Linked DNA regions of Homo sapiens: region 1 is linked to region 2. Evidence: read pairs that join two places in POLR2A ChIA-PET (ENCODE). Cell type or tissue: GM12878. All regions are shown on one strand.

Region 1 (2,500 bases), 480 kb after region 2:
AGTACAGAGACGACTTTTTAGTACTAGACTGAAGGATGAATTAGATCAACAATTTTCAAAATGTGGTTCATGAGGTCAAACTATCTTCAAAATAATACTAAGACCGTTTGCCTTTTCACTTATATTCTCTCACAAGTGTACAATAGAGTTTTCCAGAGGCTGCATGGGGTGTGATATTGCAACAGACTGAATGCAGAAACTGATATGAAAATCCAGTGATTTTCTTTTTCTTTTCTTCTTTTTTTTTTGAAATGGAGTCTCACTCTGCCACCCAGGCTGGAGTGCGGCAGCGTGATCTGAGCTCACTGCAACCTCCGCCTCCCGGGTTTCAGTGATTCTCCTGCCTCAGCCTCCCTGGTAGTTGGGACTACAGGCACCCACCACCACACCCCGCTAATTTTTTTGTATTTTTAGTAGAGACAGGGTTTCACCGTGTTAGCCAGGATGGTCTCGATCTCCTGACCTTGTGATCTGCCTGCCTTGACCTCTCAAAGTGCTGGGATTACAGGCATGAGCCACTGTGCCCAGCCAATCCAGTGATTTTATATTAAATTATCCACCAGAGAGATTTATATAAAGGTAAAACAATGCCATTCTTCTCACTAAATTATTTTTGTTTTAGAAAACACAAATATTTATGTTAGCATGTAGTTTCATAACGTTATTTTAAATAACAGTCCCACCCTTCAGCCCAATAGTGGGCAGCTGTGAATATGTTTCTGGAGCAGCTTGCACACAGCTTGCAGGAACCAGAACAGGCAAAAAGGACCATGTCCTAAAAATATTGGGGATCTGTGCTGTGATCATTGATTGCTGCATCTGATCACAGAGGTATAGAAAAAGAGGTGGTGGTCATTACGGTTGCACTAACCCCCATTGTTGCAAACCCTCCCACTCCTCTGGCTAAAGTAATATCCAGGAGATTTAAAGAGGCAGAGCCTTTTCTCTCCTGTTATTTTTCTCTGTCTCCCCTTATGGAAGTAAGACATTGAAGACTAGGACATTCAAAAGCAACTGCATATGTAAGGAAAACTAGAAAGTCACCACACACGCCCAGGTGAAGGTGCAGGCTCAGCAAAGACCAGAGAAGGCCTTAAGTTTAAACCTCAGGCTGATCCTCAGCACAGACACAACCTATAACAATAACAGCAACAAAAATAATAATAAAACCCAAAACACCAGCAAAACCTAGGGAAGGGAGAGAACCTGATTTCCAAAGGTACGACATTATTAGATGCAAATATACAGTTTTCAACAACAACAAAAAAATCACAAAGCATACAAAGAAACAGGAAAGTATGGTCTTTTCAAAAGGAAAAAAACAATAAACTATCTTTGAAAAAGACTGGATGGCAGATCTACTAGACAGACAAAGACTTTAAAACAACTGTCTTAAAGATGCTCAAAGAACTAAAGGAAGAAATGACAGTCAACAAAATGATGTCTGAACAAAATGGAAAAATCATTAAAGAAATAAAAAGCCTAAAAAGAAAAAAATCGTGGAGCTGAAAATTATAGTAACTGAAATGAAAAAAATCACTAGAAGTATTCAAAGGCAGATTTGGGCAGGCAGGAGAAAGAATCAGTGAACTTGAAAATAGAACAATGAAAATTACTGAGTTTGAGAAACAGAAAGAAAAAGATTGAAGAAAACGGAACTGAGCCCAAGAGACCTATGTGACACCATAAAGCTAAACAACACAGGCATTATGGTATTCCTAGAAAAAGAAGAGAAAGAAAAAGAGAGAATATCTGAAAAAGTAGTGGCTAAAAACTTCCCAAATTTGATGGACGATATGAATATAAACATCCAAGAAGCTCAACAAGCTCAATGTGTGATGAACTCAGAGACCCACACCAAGATATTATCATCAAAATATTGGAAGACAAACACAAAGAGAATTTTGAAAGCTGCAAGAGAGAAGTGACTTGTCACAAGGGGTCATAATGAGAGGTGACAACGTGCTGGTGGCCCTCGCTCGCTCTCAGCGCCTCCTCAGCCTCTGCGTCTGCTCTGGCCACGCTTGAGGAGCCCTTTAGCCCTCCGCTGCACTGTCGGAGCCCCTCTCTGGGCTGGCCGAGGCTGGAGCCGACTCCCTCTGCTTGCAGGGAGGTGTGGAGGGAGAGGTGTGGGCGGGAATCCGGGCTGCGCACAGCTCTGGCGGACCAATGCGAGTTCCGGGTGGGCGTAGGCTCGGCAGGCCCCACACTCAGAGCCTCCGGCCGGCACTGCCAGCCCTGGGCAGTGAGGGGCTTAGCACCCGGGCCAGTAGCTGCAGACAGGGTGCCGGGTACCCCAGCACTAATGGCCCACCCGCGCTGCACTCGAATTCTCACTGGGTCTCAGCTGCCTCCCCGCAGGGCAGGGCTCAGACCTGCAGCCCACCATGCCTAAGCCCCCCCTGCCACCCGCACCCCGTAGTGGGCTCCCGTGGGGCCCGAGCCTCCCAGAGGGGCGCCGTCCCTTGCTCCGCCGCACCCGGTTCCATTGACCGCCCAA
Region 2 (2,500 bases):
AACATGTAAATGATTTGAGAACCAGAGACAGTAATAATGAACCCATTGATAGGATGACAGCAGGCAGAACTGTGCGGGGAGACTTTCTAGTTTCCAAATACACATATACACTCACTGATGTAAAGAGTGAGAACTTCTACTAAGTACTTACTGAAGTGACCAAGAGCTCTTCAGCTTTCTTTCTTCACTGTGGAGATAAGAATATTTGTTATAGCCTTTGCAGATGATGCAAAAAAGATGACTAGATTAGTGTTTGTGAATTGATTTGAACTCTTTGGTAGAAGGATGCCAGGTACCTAGTCAGCAAGATATAAAACTGTACGAGGCTGGGCGTGGTGGCTCATGCCTGTAATCCCAGCACTTTGGGAGGCCGAGGCGGGCGGATCATGAGGTCAGGAGTTCAAGACCAGCCTGGCCAACATAGTGAAATCCTGTCTCTACTAAAAATAGAAAAATTAGCCGGTCATGGTGGCACATGCCTGTAGTCCCAGCTACTTGGGAGGCTGCTTGGGAGGCTGAGGCAGGAGAATCGCTTGAACCCAGGAGGTGGAGGTTGCAGTGAGCCGAGATCGCACCACTGCACCTCAGCTTGGGCAACAACAGAGTGAGACTTCATCTCAAAAAAAAAAAAAAATGTACATTCTGGGTGAGTAATTACAGGGAGCTATACAGTCCTCAGAGGCCCGGTCAACACTCTTTGAACATCAGGTATTGTAATAACTGATAAGAAGACATTTGAGTTTTATCTACTTCTGATTTATTTAAAAGCCTGGAATTCCTTAACCTATCTTTGTTGACATCATACATGCACATGAAATACGAAAAGTTCCTCTCTGGTCCAAAATAGAATAAGCATACGGTGTCCAAGATTAGACACCCTATTTAGGAAGTTTCAAAGGTGACGCCTGCACCATGCCTGGCTAATTTTTTGTGTTTTTAGTAGAGATGAGGTTCCACCATGTTGGCCAGGCTGGTCTCGAACTCCTGACCTCAGGTGATCTGCCCGCTTTGGCCTCCCAAAGTGCTGGGATTATAGGCATGAGCCACCGCGCCCAGCTCTTTTTTCTTTTTTTTTTTTTTTTTTTTGGGACAAGGTCTCACTCTATCATCCAGGCTGGGCACCCAGTGGTGTGATCATAGCTCACTGCAGACTCAACCTCCCGCGCTCAAATAGCTGGGACTACAGGCACCTGCCACCACGCCCAGTTAATTGTTTTATTTTTTGTAGAGACAGGGTCTCCCCATGTTGCATAGGCTGGCAAATAGGCATTGTTGAAGATTATCAGCAACAGATTGAAACTGGGAGAATCTATGGGCATGGAGGAGGCATGAACAGGACTGATGAAAGGACAGAACAAATAGGAAGTTTCGAACGTGAGCTTTAAGAGAGGAAATGACTCAGCCACAGTTTAGGGAGATAGTTCCAGTTAGGTGAGTTGTAGGTGATAATGTGGCTTGGGTGAGCTCATTATCTACAGAGGACAAGATTCTAGAAGCTCTCTCCAGAGTGTCATCAGGAATCATGAACCAAAGCACAACATCAAGAGTTTACAAAATATTTTTCCAATAGAGGAGGAAATATTGGTGTTCTTTACTTTCAAAACTCAGGGCAGTTCTGGTTATTGAACTTTAAGAGACAACTGGTATAATGACAGTAACAACTAACAAAAATGATTGACGTGACGAAAAAATATTCATATTAGTCTAGTCTAAATTTGAGTTATTCATCAAACATTTGAAGATCCACCCTTTCCCAGACTCTTGGGGTACAGTTTTGAACAAGAGGGGTAGAGGTCCTTCCCTTCTACAAGGCTGCAATCCTTCAGATAAATGACTTTATGGTCTAAGAAGGATGAAGTCAAAGACTGCTGTATTAGTCCGTTTTCATACTGCTACAAAGAACTTTCCTGAGACTGGGTAATTTATAAAGGAAAGAGGTTTAATGGACTCACAGTTCTGCATGGCTGGGGAGGCCTCAGGAAAATTACAATCATGGCAGAAGGGGAAGCAAGTACATCTTACATGAAGGGCAGGAGAGACAGGAGAAATTGAAGGGAGAAGAGCCCTTTATAAAACCATCAGATCTCCTGAGAACTCACTATCACGAGAACAGCATGGGGGAAACCGTCCCCATGATCCAATAACCTCCCTCCCTTGACACGTGGGGATTACAATTGGAGATGAGATTTGGGTCGGAACACAGAGCCAAACCATATCAATTGCATTACTGATATTTATAAAACCATGATTAAAATGAACGTAGTCACATTCCGTTGGAATTCTTTAAATAGGCAGCACACTTGAAGTTTCAAGAAAGGTAGTTTCAAGACGGATCAGGACAAAATATTGAGGAAGCCAGAGTGGTTGGTGCTAAGTATTTGCCTAAAATTAGACTAGAAACTCTGTGAAGGCAGAGATTACGTGTCTGGGTCACAGTGGATCAGCAGGGAGCAGTAGAGCACCTGAAAAATCGTAGCCAATCAGTACTTCTTAAAAAATA

Evidence for each region. ChIA-PET counts read pairs that join two places held together with the same protein. Peaks named below come from ENCODE experiments on the same cell type or tissue, not always from the same donor. Only the 100,000 strongest peaks of a DNase experiment are listed, where the experiment ranks them.
Region 1: POLR2A ChIA-PET joins it to region 2 with 5 read pairs; 2 of 35 experiments call an interaction of 5 or more read pairs at or near these places.

The regions. Positions count from the first base shown.
Region 1 is chr14:30,547,522-30,550,021 of GRCh38, reverse strand. The region is part of intron 3 of G2E3-AS1 (G2E3 antisense RNA 1); the gene reads left to right. Among named protein-coding and RNA genes, the nearest start is that of G2E3, 10 kb to the left of the region's middle. In GM12878, no CTCF peak of the experiment used is centred here; no DNase peak of the experiment used is centred here.
Region 2 is chr14:31,030,658-31,033,157 of GRCh38, reverse strand. The region is part of intron 1 of AP4S1 (adaptor related protein complex 4 subunit sigma 1); the gene reads right to left. Among named protein-coding and RNA genes, the nearest start is that of STRN3, 5.5 kb to the right of the region's middle. In GM12878, no CTCF peak of the experiment used is centred here; DNase peaks (open chromatin) are centred at 58 and 1,382; H3K27ac peaks cover 20 bases.